3 separate regions of the Homo sapiens genome follow, and regions 1 and 2 are each linked to region 3. A link is a contact called in ENCODE Hi-C or POLR2A ChIA-PET data. All regions are on one chromosome and are shown on one strand. Each heading gives the region's core, a stretch centred on a gene start or an enhancer-like site at or near the end of the contact. The rest is flanking DNA. Distances are from core to core; before and after follow the strand shown. Region 1 holds the start of LINC02595 (long intergenic non-protein coding RNA 2595). Region 2 has its middle 33 kb from the start of MIR222HG. Region 3 has its middle 120 kb from the start of LINC01204.

Region 1 (3,595 bases), core at 732-3,231, 230 kb before region 3:
CACAGAAACTCACTCAAGAAGATGCCAGTGAGCAACTCAGAACCAATATCTGATATATAATTTAAGACCCAAAGGTCACTTAATATCAACTCTATTGCTGCACTCACACACCCAAGGAATCTGGCTAGCAATTGTTTTAGAGCTTGCCTTAGCTGTTTTTATTTCATGCAAGTGTTTCTCTGGAGGCACAAAAAATGTTAAGAGTAAAACTGGATTTATCGAAGGCATTTGCTTGGATTAATTAGGTAATAAAAGCATTTTCAAATTGCTAATTTACTAAGCAGTGTCACCGGAATGCTGAATTACTTTACTTTTATTATGATGATCAAGAGAGATAAATGCAGGCCTAGCCACAAAACCAAAGCAAAGAGAGGCAGGAGTCATTCTTTGCATAATTACTGGCATTTGTCATCCTTTCCTTGAAAAGGGGATCATCAGTTTTTCTAAGGATTGTTTTCTTTGCTTCAGAGTCTTTTCTTCAGAACTGTTTATCATCCACATTGTCCTCATTTACCCAGCAACACATACTGTACTAACGTACTTTCCATTAGTGAATTTAATGAATTTAATTTTGGTTCAAAATGTTAATTAAAGTGTGCCTTTCATTCTTATAAGGATGAAACTTAAAAAACTCTTGGTTCTCAAGTGTTAGGTGAAATTACTAAAAGCAGAGTTGAAAAACAGGGTTAATCAATGTGAAATGTAGTATCATGAGCCTGGGATAGATATTGATAATGAATTATAATTAATTTTCCATCTCTTTTAAGAAAACAAAGGCTCAAAAATCACGGCTTCCATAACTTTGCCTATACTTAGGAGAAATTTTGGAAGAAAAACGTGTAAGAAGAAACAGAAAAGAAGTTTGCCTCAAAGAGAGAAACAAAGAAAAAGCTACCAGACCAGATATTCCCTCATCAGAAAATGAATGAGAATTTTATTATCTCTTGGCTTTAAAAAAAATTCTGTCCTTTGCCAGATCTGAAAATGCTGCCAACCTGGAAGAAAAAGAACCCATTTTTCTAAACAACCTCATTTAGTAATTTCCATGAAATTGACATTTTAGAACTATGACAAAAAGCCAAATTAAAACTCAGGGGTTCCTAATCCCTAAATTCTGAGTCCGTTTTAAGAAATACCTAAAATACACTTTAAAACGAACCAATTAATATAATTACCGTGGGTTTAAATAACACATACACACTGGATTTGTTTCTGTAAAACACAGCTGTTCTGTTATTTACATTTTGCTATTTTTTAAATTAGAAATATGGCTTTATATATTGTACATATATGTAAAGTAACTTTTTAAAAAGAGTGAATCTGTTGTCTTCTGCCATCATTACATTAAAAAAAAAAAAACCCAACCACCCTACAGCCAATTAACTTGGAAATCTTATATTCAAGCTTCTGAATATTACTGCGGTTGTAGCAAGGGAAGCAGCACATCCAGGTAGTTAATGTAGAAGAAACAGGGCACAGGCAGCAACTTGCATCCCCTGGCAATTCACATGGTAATTTCTTCGCTTCCACTCTCAGGCTCACTCCACCTTGCTTCACCAACCCCCCTCCCCCTAAGACACGAGGCACCCTCTGGGCCACGGAAGGTGCCATGCGGGGAGACGCCGGAAGAGCGGGGGCAGAGTGCACGGTTCCCACACCCTTAGCCGCGGGCGGCCGCCGCGGGCCCCAGGAGTGGGGAACCGGTTGGGAGAGCGGGGTTGGGGGCGGACCCCAGGGCCGCACCCCTGGTCCCCCCCATCCCCTTTCTACCGCCACAGACCCAAGAACCCGAAATCTGCGGCACGAGGCGCGGCGCCCGCAGCCCCCGGCTGGGCCCCGGCGGGGATGGGCGGGCAGGGGGCGGAGCGCAGCGCAGCGCGGGGCGGCGGGAAAGGGGCGGAGAGGATAGCTTGGGCTCTGGCGGGCCGCGGGACTGGCAGAACCTGCGGGCGAGGTGGGTGGCTCGCCAGCCGGGACGAAGGGAAATGAGGACCACCGCTCCGGGGCGCGAGTAGGCGCGTGGAGTCCGGGGGCTCAGCCGCCGCGCCTCTTCCTCCTGCAGCTGGAGACTGCAACAGCGGCGGGTGCACCGGCAGCAGCGACGACCCTGCGCGCAGGTGGGCACCCCCGAGCGCGGCGCTCTGCCCGCTCCCCCGGCCACCGCGGGCCGGACGCCCGCTCTTCCAGGCCACTGCGCTTGGGGGCGAGGGCTGGGTAGGTCCAGGGGCAGAAGGAAGGTGCACGGCCCCGTGGTGGGCGCGCTTCTGCGCGCGCGCTGTGGTAGGTGGGAAAGAGGTGCAGAAAAGCTGCCTCCCTTAGGGTTCACTCCCTCGGTTCCACTGTCCCCACCCCACCCCTTCTGAGGAGCTGGGCACACCGGTGGGGCTTTGGAAAACTGCGATCTCCTACCCGCCCCGCAGTATCGGTGGCGTGTGCAGGTTGCCCTTCTCTTCACAGTCCACACCCAGCAACCATCAGGACGCCCCCTGCTCCCGGCCCGAAGACTGTAGGGACCATGGGAGGAGAGAGTGGTGGCTGGACCGGTCGGGGCGTGTGCGCGGAAGGCTGGAGTTGCTTGAGTATTGTCTGCCGGGGCCGGCGCTTGCGTCAGGGTGCTCCCTCGCGCTTTCGGGGGTAGGGAATGGGTTTGCTGAACTTACTCTGAGGGCTGATTCTGCACATGCCCTTGGCGCCTTGTGCATGTTTGGACAAGGGTTTAATGGAGGCACGTGGGAGCAGTATCGATCTCTGGCGGGTCCCCAAAGACCCTCTTGGGATAGTCCAGAGCGTGTTCGGGGTTGAGAGCGAAAGGAGAGTGTTCCGTGTGAATGTGCGTCCTAGGGAGGAGGAGGACAGTGTCTCAAGGAGACTTGATTTTCTTTTATTTGCTGCAATTCCGTAAACCAAATCATGCTTTCGAGGCGTTAAAGTAAATTACTGGTAAGTGGGGCGGATCTCTGCTGGGGATAAAGAAGCTCCCGGGTTTGCGGGGTAGCGGGCCTGGCTGGCGTGCACGCTCGGTGGCTTTTGGCGCTGTCTCGCCTAGGTAGTGGGGGTGGAGGTGGTGGTGCTTGTGTCTTTGGCTTAAGGTGCTGGAGCCGGGCTTACTTGTCCTAGGTAGACTGTGGGACTTGGAGGAGGTAAAAAAGCTTCGCGGCGCGGTTATTCGCAATTAACTCCAGAAATCTCAGTGTGTGTCTGTCGGTCGGTCTCTCTCTGTCTCTTTCTCTCTCTCTCTCTCTCTGTCTCTGTCTCTCTCTCTCTCTCTCTCTCACACACACACACACACACACACACACACACACACACACTCGCACGTCTCATGGCTGCTTGGATTTGCCGATAGTTGTTCATGAATTTTTATTCCTGTTTGTTCATTTCCTGACTTTTTTTTTTTTTTTTTTTTGGAAAAAGGACCTACCTGTATTAAAATCCGTGGGGTTTCAGAAAGACCCTTCCGCAGTCATTCATATTCAAATCAAGGATAGGGCATTTTGATGAAAATACCCCACCAAACTGCTGTTTGGATTGGACAAAACTGTAGTTCAGGTTAGAATTACTGTTATTTTAAATAGACATCTTACAACCTTGTGGT
Region 2 (3,897 bases), core at 801-3,300, 180 kb before region 3:
ATGGTATGGAGATATATATAATTTTTTTTTAATAGAGATGGAGTCTTGTTATGTTGCCCAGGCTGGTCTTGAGCTCCTGGCCTCAAGCGATCCTCCCTCCTCAGCCTCCCAAAGTACTGGTATTTTTTTTTTTTTTTTTTTTTTTTGTGGCAGAGTCTCACTCTGTCACCCAGGCTGGAGTACGGTGCGTGATCTTGGCTCACTGCAGCATCTGCCTCCCGGGTTCAAGCGATTCTCCTGCCTCAGCCTCCCGAGTAGCTGGGATTACAGGCACCTGCCACCATGCCCAGCTAATTTTTATAGTTTTGGTAGAGACGGAGTTTCACCATGTTGGCCGGGCTGGTCTTGAACTCCTGATTCAAGTGATCTGCCTGCCTCGGCCTCCCAAATACATTATATGAGAAGTGCAGTTGGGAAGGTAATTGGGAATGATAGCATACTATGAGCGTATTGGAAAAATCACGTTTACTCTAATATGAAGTTTGTTCCCTTATCGTTCCTGGCTCTTCTCTTGGTTCTCTCACCTCCTCCCTCCTCACACACACACAAGAGAGAGAAAGTATAGCAATTAATAGGTGAAGATTTTTTCCATATTCCAATGTGAATGGCTAGTTAAAAAACTTTTGCATGTTGACAACCACTTTCTTCCATCTTTCCTTTTCATAAGAAATTCAAGGAGAAAGTCTACACCCAATGTTGCATAGCAAGCAAAACCCCTCTCTTAGTTCAATGCAGCCACTCTGTAAAGGCCAAATAGACAATTCCATGGCAATTCATGGTGGCATTTGTCCATGTGGAAGAAAAGGTCCCTATGAAGTGGCAGATTACCTTAGTATTGTGAGGGACACATTTGTCATGCTCATTAGGAGGTGCAGATGGTGATTACTGGTTCTCTGGGGGAATTCTCCTTTGTGCTATTTATTTTAGTTATACACCACTGCTATTCCAGGTTGCTTGAATGAAACCCACACATGGGTAGGACAAGAATTTGCCCTGGGTCTCGGATGTCCTACCTTTAAAAAATGAAGGAGGTTTGGCTTTGCAGACATTTAGTATGTTCATCCAAATGCCAGGTGTTGTGGGTAAAACAGAGAAACTTCAGGGTAGAATCTCTGGAAGGAGCAAACTGTTGAGTAGGGAAGGGAAGATGTGGGTACATGGTGGGTTAGGAAGGATGAGATGTCAGTGCACTGTGAGTCCAGAGAGCAGGAAGTGGCTGGTAGTCACGGTGGTTAGGGAAGTTTTCCATTTCCATTTCCATTTCCAGTTCTGTTTCTCGAGGAGCCTTTGGTTTCAGGTGGTTGGGGATGGATGGACAGAGGGGCAGGGGAACTTTCAAGGCCCCTGTGAATTGCCCAGAGCAAGGAGGCTTTTTCTTTCAATCCAGCAAGCATGTTATAGTGATGGCGGATTTGTGAAAGTCTTGCCAGATAGAGAAGATATGTTGGGGCTGTTTGTGTAGGACCTCAATTGACAGATAAGTTTGAAGGCCAACACAGGCCATAGTTTCCAGGATCATTTTTCATTTCTTATTTGTGATTGACAGAAACCATAGACTAGGGTCTTTCAAAAGAAAGAATGGTGCCCATTTGCCTATTTATTGTTTGGATAAAGAAATGAATTTGACTGTGTGACCTGTTACTAAATAAGTTTAAGAGAAATGATGGCCAAGCAAAATATGCGGAATAAATTTTTAATCTGAAGGTAACTCCCTAAATCCCAGGTATTACCTTCTCACGAGAGAAGAAAGTGGCTGGAAAGAGTTGTGAAGAGTTGCATTCCTTTTTTTAATGGAGATATGGTCACTGTTTAGACCACAAGCAAACAGAAGAAGCCCAGCAGCATTTCTTGGGTATAGTTACTCATCTTCTCAAATGTTGCAAAATACCGAAGGGAAGGGAAAACCAGAAGTTGGTTGGGGTGGGTGGGCTTGGTGGTTTAAAAAATATGGTGACTAACTGACTTGTGCTGACTAATATTGGTGAACTCATAATGAGTAACAATAGTGAATTTAGGAGGAATATAAGTAGAAGGAGAGCTATTTAAAGGTTGCTTTAATACAAAAGGCAGCTGAAGTGGTCACAATAAGGATTCCCTTAGGGAAATTCGGAAGTAACTCCGTTTACCCTTACAAAGTTCTTGTTTCCTTTAGAATTCTTACAAGTATGGCTTCTTTTCCACTGGCCTCCTGGGGGGAGTTCTTGGCAGATGAGCTTGCTCGTTGTTTTGCATTGAAGAAATACCATAGATGTCCAGTAAGCAAGAGCAACCAGTTGATTAAAACAAGGTTGGCAGTAATGTCTGTGAACTGAAACCATAAAAGGTTTGTTTGACTTTTTCTTCTTAGGGGTTTTTTTTTTTTTCTTATCATGGTATAAAAAAGTACAAGAACTGACCAACCATCTTTTTCGTAAACATAGATGCTATCTTTTTAAAATGAAAGATCATAACATTATTTATAAATAGAGCAAACATACAACCAATCAAAATGTACAAGGACAGGATAGTCTGTTGTGGAATTTTCTATTATCTGTGTGTTGATCAGAGAATGTTTTGTTTTCATTCTTCTTGAAAATATTTTGTAAATGTTATTTTCCTTGAAACTCCATTTTCCTAACTTCACTTGACCCTGGGCAAGGGGTCCAGAGAAACCATCCTGTAGAGCTTAGTGTTGTATTTAGGAAACATTTTTTGTATTTAGGAAAAATTTTATCTAAGAGTTTTGCTTTCACAATTAGAGCAGATTGCTTATTTTAAAAGGAAATAACTTTTAAAATCCAATTTGGTTATTGTATTCTACTCTTCAGCGTTTTTGTTGGTGTATATAAATGAAAAATGAATTCAGAGGGATTTATATGGACGTTTGGTATAAGAATTGCCTCAAGCCTTTGCAGGACACCTCAATCCAAATTGAGGGTGTCTCCTGTTTTTGTGTCTTTTGGTTTTGGCTAGTGCCACATATTACAAGTATCGTCTCTCTTATGCAGAATCACTATTTCCAATTCATTCTGAAGTATTATAAGCGTTTATTCTGTAAAGTCAGAGATTGAAAGTTTTCCAATCTCATCTAGGTTTAGCACTTTGGAAACTGGTTAATAAACAGCATGACTCTATTTTCATTTTGACATGTAAGCCCCCGAATGAGTTTGTTTTTTCTTTAAAAAAAACTCATATTAGCAAAGTTTGAAATACCTTTCCTAAAATGAAACTTCAGTACTGGATGGAACTTAGAGTCTTGGGTTTATTGGAGCTTTTCAGCAGAGAGCAGTGATGAGCTGAGGAGTATGGACAACAGAAATGTTTTATTAAGGAGGTTATTGAATGGACCAGGAAATGCTATAGATATTAATAAATATGATTGGAGTGCAGAAGCCGAACCTCATTGGAACTGGTGAACTCCTAGCTATTTGGTTTTAATTTAAAAAAGAACTTTGGTTTTCAGCTTTGACATACAAAAGGAAGCTAGAAGTTATTCTTGAATAGCTAACCCTTTGTTTAAGCAGTAAAAATCAGTGGGGTGTCCAGCATCATCAAAGAGTCATGCAAACAAGGTGGAAAGCATTTGTTTCCTCCTTGCTCAGAGTTACTCTTTGAATCTTATGCAGTTTGCAAATGTGTAGGAGGATGGACAGTTTTTATGTTGGTCAATGCTAAAGAGAATGGGTTTCCTCAGACTGTAGAGATAATAGTGGCACAAAGTAATGGCTTACTGAATATGTTGAATGACTGGATTCACAAACCTTGTCTTAAAATTCTGGAATGATAGTGAGGCTTGAAACCTGAAAGAAGGCATTTTAAGAAAATAAAGCAAACAATATTTTTGACTCAAATCACGGAATAAATTATACAAAGACGTGTGCCCACTGGAGCTATAAAATAAGCTCAAGAAATATTTCT
Region 3 (3,966 bases), core at 203-2,702:
TTCTTAATGAAAACATCCTGTTAGTAAAAATTTAACCATCTCAAGAGCTTTGACAGGGGATGAAAAAAGTGAAAGTTTTAGTGTCCTCCTAATGTAGGCTCCTAGAATATCCATCCATCATTCTACGCATGCCAGTAACACCCACATTTGTTGCTTGATTTACTGATTCAGTGGTTCCTTAAGCATTCTATCTATATCTATCTATCTATCTATCTATCTATCTATCTATCTCTATTATATCTCTTTGCTATATCCCTCTCCATTCTTTTTCTTTTGAAGTAATTGGTAGGTCAATATATACATCTGTGAGTACCTATAATATGAATTCATTGTGAGAAAGATGAAATGCAGTGGTTGCAAGAAATAAAACTTTTGGGGGGACAATTGATGAATGAGACTCATTCACAACACATGGACTTTATTAAAATAATGGTGCATGTGTCATCCTCTGATGGAAGAGCTGGACTGGGATGAACTGTGAGCTTGCTTGTTTGCAGATGCTGAAGCACATAGGCCAGATTCCTCATTTCTCACAAGCCCACATAGGTATGCCTGCAGCATGGCATCTACAAAACATGCTGCCCTAAGCACAAAAGTGGATTATCTGCTTCTTTTGGTTGATGGCAGTTATTTCAGGGAGGGACTATCAACAAGTTTCTACTTGCTACAATCTAGGGCTTGAATCCATAGGCCATACTCACTTGGCCTGAAAAGACATAACCAGACTGGAAGAAAGAACCTTGCCTTAATTCAAATGTTAAAATCTCAAGAGTCTGGCATAAGGGAGGAGGAAATAATGGACAGAGTATTCTCAAAACTGGCTTTCTGCTTGCTAAGTAAGCATACACACGTAAAGGTAATGTAAATATATTTTCTCTAAAGGTGAACTACTGTTACCGATGCCAGGGTGGAAAACAAGACTGAAGTTGTTGAAGAAAATAAAGAACTATAGGTAATAATAGTACCACTAAAACTAGAGATGATGCCAAGCTGCAGGTTATAAGTATGACTTCACATGAAGCTGGAAAGCATGTATCATTACTTCGCATTCAAGTTCTGAGCAGTTTTTAGAAAATGGAAATGACATCCTTTACAGATTTAAATTTCAACATTGCTTTTGTTTTTCATGCTGATTCACCCAGAACTTGCCAAAGAAAGTCCCAGTAAAAATGTTCATGAAGGTTTTAGTAAAGTAAAAGACAAAAAAGATTTGTTTCTGAGGCTTTCCTGAGTGATTTCTCTAAATTCTTCTTGAATCATCATTCTTCGGAAAATGAGTTTGTACTCCTGCAGGCTCTGAAGGTCAGGATAGACCAGCTATGACTTTTCTAGGAAGTGAGTAATAGTAAGACCACGGGACTAATTTCTGGAGGCCTGGAGGTACTTTTCATTTCAGAAGCTGTAGGTGTGGTTTTCCCCTCCAAATGGCTTTAGGGAGTTCCAGAGGCGTGTGTACACTTGAAATGGGAATAGCCAACCTAAAGTAAACTTGCCCTGGAGGTTCTGCCAACCTCTGTCAGCTCTTACCCTGGGTTTCCCCACCCATAGTGACTGGTCCTTTATATTCCTTCTCACTCCTTTCTTCTCTATCACCCATTCCTCCAACCATTCCTCCCCACCAACTCCAAATCTTCATACCCATGCAAAAACCTGAGAATTCTTTGAATATGTATCACTTAGAATTCCTTCTTCCCGGAAAATATGGAAGGACACTGCTGCCAAATGCTGTTTGTAAGACTCACACGCAAGCTATAGCCATGGAAAATTCGTAAGAATCATTGTTGGGAGGGGAACACGTTCATAATTCTTTAAAAATTCATATTCTTTTTGGAGAAAAATTTAGGGTTTTAGTGTTAAAATGCAGCTAAGTGGCTTCATTTTCTTCATTCATTCACTCAATAAAAATTTACTGTGCACCTACTATATGCCAGATGTGGTGTTAGAAGATACTGTGATAGAAGACACAGTCACTGCCCACAAAGATTTTAAGAGTTGGTGAAGAAGAGAAGAAAAATAATAATTACAATATAGTGCTATAAAGACTATGAGAGATGTTGTAGTCAGTATGCCATGGGCAGTTAAGAATTGTTAAAGTCCTCAATGATGAGTAGGACTTAATGAGGAAACTGTGTGTGTGTGTGTGTGTGTGTGTGTGTGTGTGTGTGTACTGGACTTGGGGAAATTGCTGGTGTTGTCCAGCTTCAGACGGGCTAAAGTTACCACCAAAACCCACTTTCTAAAGCTTATTACACACTAATAAGGCAGAAGAGAAAGTGGACCAAGCTTTCTTCAGTATTCTCTTTCCTCTCCATGGTGTTCCCAATTTCTCCTCCCCTTTTCCCCATATTTTTGCTTCCAACTTTCAGGAAATAATTAATAGACTTAATTCTTCATGGTTAAGTTTCATTGCTTGTTTCCCACAAGAGCTTATGCATTTCAGTAAATGTCAGTGCCTTCATTCAAAAATCTGAATCTGTAATGGAATGTGTTTGGAACTTACGGAGGAGATGGAAGACTCACGGCAAACACCTATTCTACTCATCCTACCCATTTCTGTAAGAAATGATCCTGGCATTTATGACACTAAGGAATAAAGCAGAAATCTACACCATCAACTATAGCTCAAATTCCATTAAGGTGAATTTCAAGAGCTGCCCATATTCTTTAGCTCTACTGGAATGTGGTTTTACTTACTGGCAGGTGAACTGAGCAAACTCAACACCAGTTTGGAAATAGTTAATGTAATACAACAGATGATCTTTAAAGTCCCCAATTCTAAACTGCTGTGAATTCTATGCATTAGATTCCTATCAAGTTCTGCCTGTGGCCAGGGGAAATGGTTAACAAAGTGGCAGAAGCTTAGCTTTACTTGCTGGCTTTCAACTATTCTTTTTTGTTAAAGTAATGCATTACATGTTATAAAATCCATTATATAATGAATATATAAAATATGAAGTAAGTCTCCCTGCCAACCCTGGATTCTCTTTCCAGAGTCAACACTGTTACTATTTTCTTATAGATCTTCCCAGATATTTTCTCTTCACATATAAAATCTTTGTCTTTTTAAGATAATACATTTTTCATAATGTTACTGCTAGAAACAGACACAATAAGCACTATATTTTATATTTTGATGTATTTAACTTATCTCTAGTATCTCTTGTTAAAAATTTGTTTTAAAAATGTTTTTCTCAAAATATACATATAAGCAACACAATATTATTGGGTTATTTAAATAAATGAGAATTTTTGAAATATTTGATTTTTATTGGTACTTAAGCTCTTTTTAAAACAGTTACATTAGTCAAAGATACATTTACACTAAATTAAAAGTGAACAAATTAATGACAAGAATGTATTTGTAACCTGTCCTCAGACGGGCACACATATCAGGTGGTTTGTATTTCATGCTGTTTCATTCATGGAGTTCATATTATTTTATACAATACATAGTTTCAAAAAATCCTTCAGTATGGTTGATGTACCTCCTTGAAGCTGTGACTATTTGAGATACTAGTAAGTTCCTGACACAATGCTTTCTGGAAGAACCACCTCCAGCTCTATTCTGTGTCTTGCAAATGACAAATTGGATAATAGTGGGAAGACATTACAGCATAGTTAATAGCAATGGTCAAATAAGAAGATATGTGAGATTTTAGCTTTGTTGATTTTTGAAGAGAAGAATCCCGGGGAAGTGACTATTTAACTTCCTGAAATGTCTCTTAACAAACTATTTTTAGCCTTGCAGAAAACCTAGACTCCAAGCTCTTCATTGTTGCTAAATGCTAAGCTCTGTAAGTCAGCCAGACCTCCTGCTGTCTAAATTGATCATGTTAACCAGATAGTTGCTAGGTTTCCACTTCAACCTGAAATAATTCTTCCAGAGACCAGATGGAACATGTTGAGACGAAAAATCCAACTCTTCCATAAAGTTATTATATCAGTAGTGGATTATGTCCCTGAAAA

Evidence for each region. A loop is a pair of places that touch in the nucleus more often than their neighbours do. ChIA-PET counts read pairs that join two places held with the same protein, here RNA polymerase II (POLR2A). Pooled maps may share reads with other maps.
Region 1: a pooled map shows a loop between it and region 3 (5-fold over the local background). The contact joins the promoter of LINC02595 here to the enhancer-like site in region 3. A Hi-C loop is called at or near these places in 1 of 37 single-sample maps with no recorded cell type and 11 of 50 pooled maps. POLR2A ChIA-PET finds 5 or more read pairs at or near these places in 1 of 52 experiments (activated CD8-positive, alpha-beta memory T cell).
Region 2: a map of ascending aorta shows a loop between it and region 3 (3-fold over the local background). The contact joins two enhancer-like sites. A Hi-C loop is called at or near these places in 1 of 168 maps with a recorded cell type or tissue (ascending aorta) and 11 of 50 pooled maps. POLR2A ChIA-PET finds 5 or more read pairs at or near these places in 3 of 52 experiments (H1, activated CD4-positive, alpha-beta T cell and activated naive CD4-positive, alpha-beta T cell).

Annotation. Positions count from the first base shown.
Region 1 is chrX:45,849,876-45,853,470 of GRCh38, reverse strand. LINC02595 (long intergenic non-protein coding RNA 2595) reads left to right here and starts at 1,981. Exons shown (of 3, transcript NR_125365.1): 1 at 1,981-2,117.
Region 2 is chrX:45,801,809-45,805,705 of GRCh38, reverse strand. No RefSeq gene overlaps it. Among named protein-coding and RNA genes, the nearest start is that of MIR222HG, 33 kb to the right of the region's middle. RefSeq lists enhancers at 1,386-2,585, 3,248-3,826. Within about 2 kb of position 2,050, at least 6 of the 41 ENCODE cell types and tissues checked have a DNase peak (open chromatin) inside an H3K27ac peak, as active enhancers do.
Region 3 is chrX:45,619,282-45,623,247 of GRCh38, reverse strand. No RefSeq gene overlaps it. Among named protein-coding and RNA genes, the nearest start is that of LINC01204, 120 kb to the right of the region's middle. Within about 2 kb of position 1,452, at least 4 of the 41 ENCODE cell types and tissues checked have a DNase peak (open chromatin) inside an H3K27ac peak, as active enhancers do.